Regions from separate parts of the Homo sapiens genome. Here region 2 is linked to region 1. The links are chromatin loops, found by intact Hi-C in ENCODE. Cell type or tissue: Caco-2. All regions are shown on one strand.

What was found. Peaks named below come from ENCODE experiments on the same cell type or tissue, not always from the same donor. Only the 100,000 strongest peaks of a DNase experiment are listed, where the experiment ranks them.
Region 2: a loop joins it to region 1, with 8 times the contacts of the local background. A loop is called at or near these places in 4 of 110 quality-filtered maps.

What each region holds. Positions count from the first base shown.
Region 1 is chr4:37,448,658-37,456,657 of GRCh38, forward strand. It overlaps NWD2 (NACHT and WD repeat domain containing 2), which reads left to right. Exons shown (of 7, transcript NM_001144990.2): 7 at 1-806. It overlaps PGCKA1 (PDCD10 and GCKIII kinases associated 1), which reads left to right and starts at 5,268. Exons shown (of 4, transcript NM_001104629.2): 1 at 5,268-5,383. LOC124900691 (a long non-coding RNA gene) reads right to left here. Exons shown (of 3, transcript XR_007058098.1): 1 at 7,979-8,000; 2 at 6,823-6,933; 3 at 5,660-6,437. In Caco-2, a CTCF peak has its summit at 4,460; DNase peaks (open chromatin) are centred at 4,494, 4,764, 5,204 and 7,144; H3K4me3 peaks cover 3,314 bases.
Region 2 is chr4:37,589,954-37,597,953 of GRCh38, forward strand. It overlaps PGCKA1 (PDCD10 and GCKIII kinases associated 1), which reads left to right. Exons shown (of 4, transcript NM_001104629.2): 4 at 135-3,557. The coding sequence ends at 1,047. It also overlaps a transcript of RELL1 not described here. Among named protein-coding and RNA genes, the nearest start is that of RELL1, 92 kb to the right of the region's middle. RefSeq lists enhancers at 1-383, 384-884. In Caco-2, no CTCF peak of the experiment used is centred here; a DNase peak (open chromatin) is centred at 7,178.

The DNA of each region.
Region 1 (8,000 bases):
CAAGGAATTGATTTGCTCTAGGCCCAGCTCTGCCATAAACTCATTGTGTATTCCTAGACAGGTCTTTAACTTCATCAGTGTGTTGTTTTTGTGAAGTGCAAAATAAAGATAGTGATAGTTTCTGCTGTAGCCCTCATAGGGACATTGGGAAGCAGTATAAGAAAAACTTCAGCAACATCATGATTATTGATGCTAATAGGAAAAATAAATTCATGTAACCCATAGAGAATCCAGGTCAATTGTATTTCCTCTTGGAAAGCAGTTTAACATGTAAGCGTTCAAAGATGTGATTCAGATAAAAATACCCAGGTCCATAGTGAAAGATGTTTTTCAGTATGTTACTTATGGTTTAGCTACTAGCCAGGGAGGTGGTAGCCCAGAGAAGGCAAACCACATACAGATCACCTGGAGTTGATTATATGAGTCTATGCTTTTGAGCTCTTTAGGCAACACATTCTCATTCCTGTCATTATCAGTTGAACCTCCATGCCACACATTTCTAAGAATTAAATGCCTAGATGGATTAAATGTAGTATGTGAATGTTCTATGTAAAAGCCAATAGAGTATACAAGTGACTTGAATGATTTTTCCTAACTTGTTTGCAACTGATAGCTCATATTGAATGTTTTTATGTAAACTTTGTATCGTTGGGAAGAATTACCCAATCAGAGATTTATATTTTCATAAATGTTACATTTAGTTAAATTTTGTTACAGAGTTGTTACACTAGAAAATTATTTCAGTCTTCAAACAATATACAGTCTTGTGTATGTATTATTTGTATGAATAAAAGATAAACTACTTAGATTGGCGTGCTGTTTTTCTCCCCCATTTTTGGCAGATGTGATTAGAGACCTTCAGTAATAATAATAACTGTTCATGCTTACTGCTTATGTTGCACCAGGCACTGTACTTGGAGCTTTGCATGTACTAAGCCATTTAAACTTCACAACAGCCCTGTGAAGTAGGTACTGTTAGCATTCCAAATGTATAGGTAAAGAAACCTAGAAACGGGTCCAGGGAGAATAGCTGAACAAGATTTCAGTGCACTCTCAGTGTCTTTTTCCTTAACTTTCTCAAAGTACATCAAAACAGAGCATTTAGTATCTAGTAGGCACTTAGAGATCAATAATGACCTGCAAGGTGTTTTCTAACTTGCAGGTGGGAGACTGGGCTAGCTCTGAAGATCACTGAAATTTGCTGCAAACTCTCACGTTTTTCAGGTATACAGAAATAGTTGATGAATTCATTAATAGAAGGATGGGGAGGAAGGAGAAGAAGGGTGATGACTGAGGAGTTGTCTCTCTCATAAATTCCCTTTGCGCGAACGAGCAGGACCAAGGGGAGCCTTCCCACATGCCCTTTCTTCCATCTCTTGCCTCTTGGATCTGAGAATCCACACACGCACCAAAAAATATTTTTAAAAAACAGAAACAGAGGAGTATTGGTGAGCTTAAGTGATGATACATAGGAAATAATCTGAAAGCTAGTATCTAGTTGTCATGAAATAATTGTTCTCAGAGAAACTTTAATGTGTTACGAAAATAAATTATTCTGGTTTATTGCCTGCATCACATGGCTGAGACTAACGTGTTCAAAATTTACCACCACTGAAAACAATTCCATTACTTACAAAGGGTAATATCTTTAGGTTGAAAAGGCTAAACCCCTCTCCTTTTAGTTCTCAAAGAAAATGTAGAGAAGTTAATAAATATTTGCAAAAAAGCATTTCAAATAAATAGAGTTTGTTTAAATATCTTCTTTCCTAGAGCCAAGAACACAACAGTCAACACTGTATGCTTGCTATGCCCAAGGCATTATGCTAGATCCTGGAATGATTTGAAAAGTCACGCATGACTCCTGCCATCCAGAACCCTACAGTCTAGAAGAGACACAGCTAAACCAGATGAGACTGATTTCAAAGTTAGTAAGAGTGAGAGCCAGGTGCTGAGGATACACTACAGAGGAGCAATTAACACTACCTGAATATCGAAAAGGTTGACCCAGAGGAGATAGAGCTGAGGCTAGAAGAATAATTAGGACTTAGCTGTCAATGTCAGAGAGACATTTCAGGTAAAGGAAGCTGCATGAGCAAAAATGGGCATTGAAGCATATTTCAGGCGACTTCAAATGCTGTTGGGATTTTAGACTTTATTCAGTAGTCAATAGTGTCACTGAAAGCCAGGGGCCCAGCCTAGGTCCTGTTGCTCACTACACAGAAAGCCAATCACTAAGGCAATGAGTATTGTCAGGGAAGAAGGCTTTATTATGGGTGATATCAGCCAGAGACAGGAGACAAGACTCAAATCTGAATCTCCCCTGGCTAAAGTTGGGGTTTATATGGGGGGAGAAAACAGGCAGGGCAAGGAAGAGGAGTTGCTCAATAGGCAGCAGGTGTCTAGCATCTCACTGTAACCTCCTATAGGAAAACAGGAATTAGGGAGGGTTAAGGAAGAGGAATTGGTCAACAGGCAGCAGGTGTAAGTTTCTCAAGCTTCAGTGCTATGGGCATTTGGCTTGTTGGAAAATTGCGCTGGTTTCAACAGGGAGCTGGGAAAAAAAGTTTTGGGGAAGGGCAGTTACTTTGTCAGATGGCTTTCAGATGGAAAAGATCAGAAGCTGGGAGACCAGTAAAGACCATGGCCATGATCTCAGTTAGAAAGTGTTAGAACCTGATCTTAGAACCTGCTTAGAGTAGGGGCAATTCAAGATTTATTTCAGGGCTTAATGGATAGAGGTGTTTGATGAAGGGGAGGGAAAACTCAAATAATTCCAGTTCCAATTGGAATTGAGTAGATAGAATTACAAATGTAAAGTGAACAGGGGATGAAAGTGGGGGAAAATCACAAAACAAACTTGGACCTAGAGAGTTTAAAAGTAAGACATCCATCTAGCCCATTAGAAATAGTCTATCTATCCCATGGAGAAAACTCAAATAAAAACCCACTCAGTTCTTTCTTTCTCAGTAAGGAGATTGCAATGGATTGCAAGGAGCCCTTACTGCAATGCCTAATATGGTGTGGGGAGTTTTTTGGGCTATAACATAAACGGATACCATAATGTTTTTAATGTTGTTTGTTTTTTAGAACTCTTTCACAAATTTGGAACCATGTTGATAAATCCACTCAAAAAAATTAGCTTTCCTATCTTTCATGACTCATTGGCTGGGAACAATTTACATGTCAGTGAAAACATGGGCACACCTAAAAAATGAAGTGAATCATGGTGTTTTCACCCTGGTGTGCATCAAGAAACCATAGGTTTTTCTTCCATATGTTTTACAAGGGCCCCTCAGATCTCAATTTGGCATTCCAAGAGATCTGCAAGAAGTACAGATTACACGTTGTATGGACACATGGAGGGTTCAGTTTCAGTGTATCAACATGACAGATTACATAAAACTGGTAATCTAGGGATACAAATAAAAGCAGCACCTCTAGCTTTATAGAATGCCAGCCCTTACTATTTAATAGATGAGGGGAACTTCGCCAGCTACCTGTGCATATTCAGAGCAACGGTTCGCAAACTGGAGTAGGTACCACTTGCTAAAACACAGATTTCTTCACCCTCCCTCCCCAACTATTTCTGAATCAATACGTCTGGGGTGGGTCCCAAGAATTTGCATTTTTACTACATTCTCTCAGATTATGCCGATGCTATTAGTCTAGGAACTGCACTTTAAAATCTAAGGCAGGCTGGGGCGCGCGGTGGCTCAGCTTGCAATCCCAGCACTTTGGGAGGCCGAGGCGAGCGGATTGCTTAACCTCAGGAGTTCAAGACCAGCCTGGGCAAGTTTAGGAGAGCCCACCCCCACCCTAGTCTCCACAAAAATAATAATAATAATAGTAATAATAATAATAATAATACAAAAATTAGCCGAGCATGGTAGCATGAGCCTGTAGCCCCAGGCACTCCAGAGGCTGAGGTGGGAGGATCCCTTGATCCCCAGAGGAGGAGGTTGCAGTAAGCTGAGATCGCATCACACTCCAGCCTGTGTGCAACAGCCAGACCCTGTCTCAAATAATAATAAATAAATAAATAAAATGAAACCCAATACAAATACCAACCCCTTTTTCGACAGATAACCTACTTGATAAATGTATCAATATCCTGTAGACAATTAAGTGTCGACTATAAGTTGGACATGAGTGCCGTTCATTGTGACAAAGGATGTAAAACCACATATAACTTCCTGCAAAAATCTAACACTTTACAGCGTGCAATCCCAGCACTGCAAAATTAGAAGGATTCAAAAAATGGAGTGTTCAAATTCTCAAAAGCCTGGCAAATATCATGTGAATGGGGCTGGCATCATTAAAGTAGATACATTGAAAACCCAAGGACACTATGTCCATCCTTAGATAATACTCTGTCCAGATGCCTCTCCAATATCCTATTTTATTCTCTTGCTGGATGAGTTGAAAAGAAGAGAGAAGAGGGTAAGCTAGGTGGCGCAGTTGCTTAACACTTTTTTTGGCAAGCTCAGCATTTGCTTTGGAGCACAGGTGAAAAGAATGTCCAGTCCTTAAGCAGAGTCAGTTCTCCACCCGCCTTAGGTATATGGATTGTAACAGCTACGAATGTGGAACTCAGTAGATTGGATGCAGTCTTGTGGCCAATGCCCTAAGACCTCAGGAAAAGAAAGGGATGGAGGGGGAGTGGGTGAGGAGGGGACGGGGAACCAGGAGTTCATTGAACTCCCCCTGGGGCCTTTAGGGTGCAGGCGAGTGTGTGCAACTTCCCTGGTTTTTATCGTGGTGGTGGCGCCCCCGCTGTTTCTAGGTCCATGTAGCTCATACAGGGCTGGCCATGGAACTCACAGCAGGTCTAGGCGGCGAATGCCAGAAATAAGGAGGAAACTGAAAAATGCCAAGTTCTCGGGGTTTGGGAGTACACAACTATTTGCCAGCGGGTGCATTTGTTTTGTGTATCCCCGTACTCCAGTCCCTTGATCATAGGAAGCTCCCTTCTCTCCAGCGCAACATTGGAGTAAGCACCCCGGAGTTTCCCGTGATGGCAGGCGGTTGGCGCGGTCGTTTGTGCTCAGAGGCCAACAAGCGCGTGGATTTTCTGCTTCAGTGCGCCCGGGACTGCCACCCCGGCCCCGGGGATGTCGGACATCGTACTCCAGGGTTTCGAGCCCTAGCCCCGCCGCATCCTCGGGGCGTGCAGGTAAAGGGTTACGCGTGTCGGGAAGGCTCACCCGCAGCCCGGGCCACGTGACGCGCGGGCCCAATGACAGCGCTGGGGCGGCCGCTGCGAGCTCGGCGGGCTCAGGGCAGCGCGGAGCCGCTAGCGTCTCCCGGCGCGGCTGCCCGAGGCCGGCGAAGCCATGGGCGCCGGGACCCCGCCGCCGCCGCCGCCGCCGCCGTCTGGCCCCAGGTAGGGACAATCCCCCGCCCCGCGCGCGCAAAGAGGGCTTTAGTCCTGCGGAACTTGGCTTTGGGGCGAGCTTTCCCCCACTTCTCTCCGAGTCGCCTACTTTTAAGTTTAATTTCTTGATTTGCTTTTGCCCTGAAAAAAAAAATTAGAGACGCAATTCAAAGTTTGATGACTTCGGGAAAAGTCACGTAATTCAACAAAGGGGCTCTAAAAGGGGCAAAACTCGGGTGGGGGGAGGCGGACTTTTACAGATTCCCAAAACCAAAGACCAAGGCGTTTGTAAAGCTTGGCGTTTAATTGGTTGTGTGAAACATTTTTGCTTTTAAATCCCTAACTAATGAACTTTCAACGGTGCATGCGAACTTGAAAAAACTGCAAGAGATTTTACCTTAGATCTGTGCCCTCCTCCCCCATTTTAAGTATGTTTTTTAATAAAAAGGAAATGGAATGTGACCTCTGCTGTTTCTTTGAAATGCCCTTGGGTCCCGGTATTTGCCCCCCAGGGGTGCTGGCGGCCTGGGCAGTGGGTAGGGGTGGGGGAAGAGGTCAGGGTGCCAGGAGGCCTCACGTAGTGAAAAGAGGGTGCCAGGTGCAAACAGTTAAATAGTCACAAACTGTTTGCTAAATATTTAATAATTAGGCAAGCATCTCCCAGCTTGGTTACTTAGGTTGCATTGACCTTGGCAGCCCTGATGAGGCGAGATTTTCACAAAGTACTGGTGAAGAATTTTTCCGGTGATAAAAGGCAAGGATCAATGCTTTTTACCCCAGCATGGCAATTGACCTTAAAAACAAAATTAAAACTCCCTGTGATGACTTAGTACATTTTATGTTACTTTCCATGGCAGCATAGATACCTGCCCCATGATGGATATTTGCCCTGTGAATTTAGAGAAAGTTTGTGCTCCAGAGGTGGTTCAAATCATTGAAGAATAGGGCGTTTATTTTCTTCCTGTCACTATTTATGGGAAAGAATTACGGATGGTCCTTCTTGCCCTGGTTTGTGGATGTCCTTGGTGGTTGCAATCAAGCAAGCTCTTATGAGGAATAATATCTGGAGAAAAGAAGAGAAGCATTTGAGAGTTGAATGAGAAAGAAATGGAAAGCGGTTACTGCTTTTAAACATAATAGAGTCTATATTTGTTGCCTACCCCTCCCCCTTCCCCATTTAATCCTTCAGTTGATACTATTTTAGGAAGGATAAGACAGATGTTAAAGATCATAGACCACCTTACTGGTCCCAGCTGTGAAACACTGTCAGGAGGCAGATAATTGAAACAAGGTACATAATTGAAACAATTTGAAGCTCAAAGGTAAAGTTAAGTTCTGGAGTTATTTGTATTTCCCTAAAGTGTGAAGAGTCAGCTAACAGCAAGCTGCCTGGGTCACTGAGCAGAAATGGAACAGATGCTGAGACAGGAAGGGAAGGTGTGGCTTACTTCTCTTCTTGGCCCATTCTGTGTCTATCCTCTGATCCTGCTCCGTGCATTTATTCAGCAAGTATGATCTTGGTCCTCAATGGCTCCGGAGATTTAGATAAATAATGATACCTAAAGAGAAATAGGGCCAATCTTTCCTGTGTTTCAAAGAGCTTTTTGGATATCTGGGATTGAAGACAAAACCTTGCATACCAACTCAACACGTTCCATTATCCTAAACATGGAATGATTCCCTTGACGTCCCACCCAGACCCTCTCTGAGCCGGAAATACAACCTGGCTAAGCTCCGGCCAGAATCCATTTGCAGCCCAAGGGCAGAGCACAGGTAGGGCCGGCCCCTTTCCTCCTAGAACAGCCCGCTCTTGGTGCCCGGAAGCCCATTCACGGTGCTTCTTGGAATAGACGCCAGTTTCCAAATAATTGAATACCAGCCTTCCAGTAGCTAGGTTTCCTCTCCCTAGACTGTGTTTCACATTCCCCTAGTTACACAATTTTTCTGGTAACCCTGAATCTTGGGATCTTTTACAGTCTTGGTTAAATAGTAACTAGTACCTATGTCCTGCTTTTCTTTCTTGGTCATTAGGCAGATTTTCTTTTTGGTCATTCTTTTTGGTCATTAGATTACATGCTTACAGAGAGACTTTGTAGGTGTGTAGAAAAGAGTTGAGTTAAAGGGGTCATCCTAGGGGAAGCCGACTTGGAGTCTTCACCTATGTGCAGGTCAGATGTAGTCTTTCTCGAGTGCCTGCTCTTAACCATTGAGCCATCCTGTGTCTCCAGTTGTAGCCTTTCTTACTCTGACTGCTATTTAAGAGAATAAACTGAAAATGAAATCGCTCATCTACTTGTACCCTTTTCACCCGAGAATATCATAGTCCCACAGAGGTTAGTTAAAATCTTCAGGACTGTAGATTATCAAATAATCCTTTCCTAAAACATACGTAAAACACCAAGCCAATGAATACGTGTCCTGAAACAGAAAATTAAAACTCTGACTCAGTGTTGTCAGGCATTGTAGAAAAGATGTTCCAGAGCTGCAATGAATATTAACAAATGACAAAAGGAATATTGTATCTCACTCAAACTTTATCAGAAGTGCTGAACTCTGTTCTGTTCAGTGTACAAGTGGTTCTACAAAATTTAATAAAACCCTGACCTGGCCTTGGAGACATCATGTG
Region 2 (8,000 bases), 140 kb after region 1:
TTAGACATACTTATCTAGGTTGAAAAGTAATCACAGAAATTAAATTAGCAGGAATCGTAGAAAGAAGCAGGGCCTGTGGTAAAAAGCATTAATGATGGAGCAGACCTGACTGGTTTTCATTGTCTTTCCTGAAGCTATCTCTTTGATCCAGTTCAAGTGCCCTCTCCTGGCTATGTCAATGAAGTCAACAGCTGCAAGCTAGATGAAGACGACACTGATAAATTAAAAGGCAAATGGAGCAGTGAAGTCTTGGTGCAGAAAAATGACCCTCAGAGGCAGGGCTCAAAGAAGACTGAGAGCAGCAGCAGGACAGCTGATCCATGGGAGCCCTGCTGGCCTCACCAAGGGCCGCTCCCACAGGGGGACGCTGGAGGGGAACACCATGCCTGCGGTGTCAACGGCATCGGCCCTGCTGCCACTCCACAGCCCACTGGGAATTCCAGCCCCACCCAGGATGACAGGGGCTCCTGGGCCAGTACTGCAAATACTGTTCCCCCAACTCAACCCTTCCTGGAAGGAGGGGGCACCAGGAAACAGGACTGTGTGCTGCTGGCCTCAGAAGGGACCCAAGTCATGAGAAATGGAGACTCCAGAGCTCCTTCTGAGGCAGAAAGTTTTGCCTTGGAAGTACAAGACCATGTCTTCCAGATACCAGCCCCAGATTACCTTCAGCATTGGGGCCCAGCTGGAGACAACGTTGATCATAATGAAAAGGACTGTGTTTTCAAGAACCATACTGAGGATGAATCCCTAGAGGGAATTCAGCCCCCAGTGGGGGAGCATGGTTTGAATACGCCCTTCTCTGTGAGGAGAAGCTGGGATTCATTGAATGAGGATGTGGAAACAGAAGTTCTAAGCATCTGCTTTAATGAGAAGGGTCCTGTTCATGCCATGCCTGTGGTTGACTCAGGAAACAGGCAGGAGGATACCCATGGCTCCGATGGAGATGGGGATGGGGAGATTGTGGACGAGGATGCAGCGGTGGCGGAGGCCCTTGCAGCTTTAGAAGCTGCTACTGCAGGAGAAGATTTGGATGAGACTGATTAGGGGAGGGGATTTGCACAGGGAGGTAAGCTGGTGTCATGCTGAGCATGCAGATGCATTTGCTCCCTGGATGCATAGCAGGTGATTCTGCCAGCATGCACCAGTGCAGCCTTACCAGTTGTTTACATCCAGCATCTGTTCTGATTGTCAGCATCTGTCCCATGCTGCTTGTCACATATCTGGAGTTTCACTCTGTGTAGATGAGCTGTCATTCAGGACACTAGGAGAAAAATCTGAGTGGGTCATTGTGCCCATATCCACAGAAAATGCAGAAGTTGAACAGCTTGCTTGACAACCCTCAAACATCTTTGAGCACCTGGTACAGATGTTTATGAGAATACTCTAAGATCTCAACCCTTGATCCCAAAGGCACACAATCACAGAGCATTCCTTTTGACTGTAAACTGTTTACCTTGCTTTTGAGAGCCAAACATTGTACCCAACCTGGAAAAAGTAACTACCCCAATTAAAGTGCCTCATGTGTCCCCAGAGCATGGCTTAACTTCAGGGACAATCACCCAGGGAACTAATAACTAACCAGTTGTTCAACAGCGGGTTAAGCTCAGCAGTTTTCACAGTAGAGCAGAAGTCCCCAGGAAACAAAGGGTTAGTCATTAGCTGAGATGTTGATTTTAAAACACCTTGACCTTAACTTTTTTACATTATTACTTTTAAATCTCCTTTGGGATTGGGGAGGCTGGCCAAAATAAGTCTTAAAACTGCTTATGTCATATTTGGATTTTAAGTTCATGACATTCGGAACAGCAAAGCCATATATGCAATGTTTTTATGCCATTAAATGTCTGATTCCAATTAAAATATAACAACGTATGTGTCTTTCTAGAAGTCTTAACTCAAAGGTGGTTCTAATTTTCTCAGAATATCAGTGACCCTGGATGTTACTTTCAATGTAAAGAACTAATCTAGATGGCCGGGCGTGGTGGCTCATGCCTGTAATCCCAGCACTTTGGGAGGCCGAGGCGGGTGGATCACAAGGTCAGGAGTTCAAGATCAGCCTGGCCAACATAGTGAAACCCTGTCTCTACTAAAAATACAAAAAATTATCCGGGCACGGTGGCGGGCGCCTGTAATCCCAGCTACTTGGGAGGCTGAGGCAAGGAGAATCACTTGAACCTGGGAGGTGGAGGTTGCAGTGAGCTGAGATCGTGCCACTGCACTCCAGCCTGGGTGACAGTGCAAGACTCCATCTCAAAAAAAAAAAAAAAAAAAAGAGCTAAGCTAGGCACAGTGGCTCATGTCTGTAATCTGAGCACTTTGGAAGGCTGAGGTGAGAGGATTGCCAGGGCCAGGAATTCGAGACCAACCTGGGCAATTTAGCGAGACCCCATCTCTATGAAAAAAAAAAAAAAAAAAAGAGCTAGACTACAAAATTATACTCAAGGAAGGGACCGAGCTGGTTTGCAGAGCCATAGCTTTGGCTTTCTCTCTGTCAAACTTGATGCCATAACTAAATGTCCTGATCTTACCTCAAAGATGAACAAGCCCTCTCTGGATTTCAGCCTTCTAATTCACTGAAACAAGGACAACCATTCTAACGTAACTCAATGGAGAATTTAAAGGCATTAAGGATGCTCAAAACTATCTAGAAAAAAATAAACATGGAAGATGCTTTAGTTTGGTGTTTTGTAACACAGAATTGAAATCTGACTGAACTTCATTTGATTTCCAGCTTTGCCATGTGACCTTGGACAAGTTATGTATCCCTTTACCCATCTGTAAAGTGAGAAGAATAATTGTATGTGCTTGTAAAGGTTAAATGAGATGATGTAAGTGTTTAGCACAGTGCTTGGCACACTAGGCACTCAAAAATGATGTTTTACTAGTTGAAAACAATTCCTTTAACAAACATTTTTACATCCCCACAACTGAAAACTCTAAAACTGGGAAGTATGTATAATGTCATTATTTGACTTTGGCAATTATTTAGTATAAAACATGATTTCTGAGCCTTCCAGCACCTTTAAGGACGGCACCCTTACAAATGCTTAATGAGCCTATGGGTTTGTTTGGTACTGTAATGACAAGCCATCGCAAGTGACCTCTATATACAGGGTCACTCAGAGCCCTTAAAAAGATAAAGTCTTGGCATTGTTAATTGCATTAGAGGTATGTCTCCTTTTGTATTTAGTACACCAAATACTTAATATTTCAGAATGCTTATTCCTTCAATGATTTCCTAAGTGTATCAGTTGAGATTATGTTCAGTTGTATGGGACGAGTGTTTTATACAAATAGAGGCTTATTTACCTCTTATGTAAAAGAAGTCTGGAGTTAGTGATCCAGGGTGGTAGAGAATGTATCACTGGCCCGTGTATCAATGACCCACATATCAATGACCCACGTATCAATGACCCGCATATGAATGACCCATGCTGCTTCAATCATTTTGGTTTCCTTCTCAAGATCACTTTGTAGTCCATAATGGCTGCTGTGGCTTCAGTCATTACATTTGCATTCCATGTTGGAAAAAGAATAAAGGAATAAAAACCCCACTCACTCTCTATTAAGGACCCCACAGAAGTATAATTCATCCCTTCCACATTACTCTCTTTGGTCAAAATCTGGTCACTTGGCCACATCTAGCTGCAAGAGAGACTAGGAAATCGTCTTGCTAGTGGTGTGCGTGGCTTTGCCAAATAAACTCAGAATGCAGTTACTAAGAAGGGGAAATGGACAATGAGTTTCGAGGCGGTCAGTTTACAGTCTCTGCCACAGGAGGTCTCAAAACCCAAAAGCCTGGGATACAGCTGGTTTCAAAAGATTGGAAGATCGTGTGTACATTCAGTGTGACACCAAAGGGGCTTCCACCTTTGGTCCGGGGGAAGGAGGACTGGACAGCTACCGCTGCTCCAACTTCCCATTGATAACTCCAAACCGGACGAAAAGAAGAAATTCAGACAAAGAAGGGGTAGGGTAAGGTATCAGGGCAGACAAGTCTCTTTCTCTTACCCAGACACACACTTTCGCATTTATATATGTATATAATTTTACATCTTAGAACAGCTGCAGAGTTCACCATAACTGACAGCTCTGTAGTTTTAAAGATTCTCTTTTATGAATAACTGCTTTGAAAAGGTCGACAGATGGCCAATACTTTCAAGAGTTCTTTAAAAGTAATTCTGGCCCCTTTCATCTTTACTCCAGTATCCAGGATCCCCCAAAGGAAATGAAAGTAAAAAATCTTTAGGTTGAAAAGTAATTCCAGCTTTTAGCCTTATCTACCAGGTTGTCTAACAGTGAGCTGTCTGAGCACGCTTATGTGTGTAGTGTCTTCTTTCTGCAGCCTAGTGCCACCTCTTGTCAGAAAAGTGATGTTGAAAATAGCCAACCTTTTCAAACATTGTGGACAATATGAAAGCACAATGCACTCTGATTGGAAGGCACTAACTGTGATTAGGGGCAGACTTCACAGTTCCCCATGAACCTTAGGCAATTGCATCACGTGGATATTTACCATGTTAAATCCTGATTTTGAATTAAGATTATTTTATGTATATATTACATATAGGTTTCTTGAGCTAAGAAGTTAGATTTAACTTTTTACTGGGGGAAAATGAACTATCATATAAATATGAAATTAAATTTTTTCCCCTCATTGCCAAAGCAGATGTAGTGAATAGTTATAACTGGAAAAACCAGATACCCAAAAAAACGAAGAGAATTTTAGGTTTCTTACATAGCACATGCCCATCTGTCCATGCTCAGTAAGTGCTGGCCATTCGTCATTTTCCTCCCTCTGCCCCGCTCTGTCTCTCTGATTCTCTTCTCTTCCTACCTCTCCCATCCGTACCTCCAAGCAGGAGGCCTTAGAAAGAATGAATGAGACACCAGATGCAAGTGCAAGTGCAAAGATCTCCTGACTTCCCTGGTTTGGTCGTCTGTGTGCAACCATGCAGCAGATAGAGCACAGTCACTACTGCAGCACAGGATATAGCCTCCTTTCCTGGACTTGGACTTAACTCTTCATCAAGGGCACTGCTTTTCACACAACCAGGCTTTATGACGAAAACGTAGAAATTAATTGCTTTCTGGTCTTGTTTCATTTTTTTTCTCTAGATTAAACCTCATGCATTTTTAAATCCTCTATTTTGGAGTTGGTGACAAACACAGACAAGCTGACATCTGTTTTTCATGGTAAATCCTTTCCCTGTTAACTAATAGAACAATAAGTCATTCATTTATAGATTTACTAAATTTGTAAGTTTCTCATATGTATCAGGTTATACAAACCACACCTAAGTGGTCTGCTAACTTCTGAAGCACTCCCAGCCACTTTAAGAAACATTTTATGCAAGTCAATGTGTTGATCGTAGATGATGCTTACCTGCACATTTAGTCACTTGGAGTCAACTATTAGCAATTTTTTTCAACTGAAATATCTGTACTAAAAAAATGCGTTTGGCCTGAGATCTAAGTTAGTGTACGGCACAAGGGGGGAACTCAATACATATTTGTTGATTGAAAGAATACATAAAAGAAGTCTGGAGTTAGTGATCTTTTCCCGGTCTGGTTGGGGAGATATCATGCAGGTAGCCAGGATTGTGCTGGATTGTGACATGGTGTAATAAAGGTATACATGGTGTAATAAAGGATGTGGGAGCACAAATCCATAGGAATTTGAGAGTTTAGGAATTGTATTTATTATTCAGGCCCTTCACTCTCAGACTACCCTGCTCTATTTGAATAATGAGGCTTGTGGTGGTCTGTGGAAAAGTGGACAGAGTAGAATTTGGGCAGCTGCTGAAGGTTTGGTCTCTAGAATGAGTCCACGTTACCCTAAGGACGGTAATCCCAAATTGAGACAAAAACTTTAAGAAAACCAATGTTTGGGGCCAAGCAATGGGGAGCTTGGCCGACCTCGTTTTTTAGTGATTTTGAACTCAATCTTTAAAATCCTGGAAGAGAAGGAAAAAAAGGGTGTATATTCGTGTAATGACATCCAGATCTCACCGTTCTCTTGGCTCCTAGTGATGGGGGAAAAAAGGTGCGCCCAGGGTTGACCCTTCAGTAACACCTGCAGCCATGCGTCATGACCTCCAGGTGTTCAGAGGCCCTGCCCATGTGACACGTGCCTGGTACTTCCCATACATGTGCCTCTTTAATCCTAATAAACCTGGGGTGAAATCCGGCTGTGCCTCTTGCTCGCTGTGTGACCTTTTGACTTTAAGTTCCTTAACGTTTCTGAGCCTCACTTTTCTCATCTGTGAAATGGGGATCATTCCTATTTCTAAGAATTGAAAGCGCACATTCTCAAACTTCAGTGTGCCCCTGAGGCATGTGGTGTGCTTGTTTAAAAGGCAGATTTCTGGACCTACCTCTAGGAATTCAGACTTAGGAGGTCTTGAGTGGGGTCCTGGCATCTACATCGTTTTTGTAAGTAATTCTCCGCACTTGGAGAAACACATAAGACTCCAGCAGGGATTGCCACACCTTTTTTTTATCTTGCACCAGTTATCAGTAAAAAGTACTGCACACACCCTTAATATAAGCACTTTTACAACCATACTGTCTTCTAATATGTTATATGGTTTACAGTATTTAGCAATACTAAGATGAAGTAACAACATATCAGAGCATTAATATTTTTTTCACTCCCCTGGGGTATGTGAAACCTACTTTGGAAACCACTGGTTTAGAAGATCAAATGAACTAGTATATATAAAAGCTCTCTGTAAATAGACAAAACTGGGCATATATATATATATATATATATATATATTTTTTTTTTTTTTTTTTTTTTTTTTTTTGAGATGGAGATTCATTCTTGTTGCCCAGGCTGGAGTGCAATGGCACGATCTTGGCTCACTGCAACCTCTGCCTCCTGGGTTCAAGCGATTCTCCTGCCTCAGCCTCCCACGTAGCTGGAATTACAGGCACGCGCCACCACGCCCAGCTAATTCTGTATTTTTACTGGAGACAGGGTTTTGCCATGTTGGTCAGGCTGGTCTCGAACTCCCCACCTCAGGTGATCTGCCCACCTTGACCTCCCAAAGTGCTGGGATTACAGGCGTGAGTCACCGCGCCCAGCCCGGGCCAATATTTTTGAAAGCACATAGAGCATACACATGAGTGTGGACCACGCACTTATAATATAAGCCCACTTGCAAATCCAGTCAACACCACTGACCTGCAACTCTTCCTCCTCACCTGTGCTGCCCTCTGAGCCTTGTTCCTAGGAGACTTCTGTATTTACTGCCTTTAAGCATTTTGGAATAGTTAATACAGAACTAAGGGAAAATATGACCTAGAGACCAAAAGGCAGACAAAGAATTTTACTTATCTCCCTAATCAAAACTACACATTCCAAACTAAAATGAGTGAGGCCTTTGAGGAACAGGCTAATTAGAATACTTGTTTAGTCAGAATCTGGCTACTTTGAAAGCACAACAATGCAATTTCTCTTGACATAAGTTACCAACTTAAAATCCCACACAAAAAAATCCATTTCTAGGTCCAACTCATTCTTTTCCATTCTCCAAAATATTCCTAAAGCTATGGAGAAAGGTAAACCTCAGAATTTACATAAATCAGGAAGAGTTCACAGGCCACAGAAGGTCCATAGCCTCTACTCATCAGCCGACGTGCTGCTCTCTCTGTCTTAGATGTTGATGCTTAGAAAGGAAACAAAAGCTTTAAATTACCAATTTCTGAAGACACAAGATCTAAGGTCCAAGGTTTTCATGGCATCAGCCATAAGCCGGGTGACAAACCATCAAGGACTGTTGTGGTTTTTAAATTAAAATTTACAGGGGCTGGGTGCCGTGGCTCATGCCTGTAATCCCAGCACTTTGGGAGGCCGAGGCAGGCGGATCACTTGAGGTCAGGAGTTCAAGACCAGCCGGGCCAAAATGGCGAAACCCTGTCTCTACTAAAAATAAAAAAATTAGCCAGGGCTGGTGGTGCTCGCCTGTAATCCCAGCTACTTGGGAGGCTGA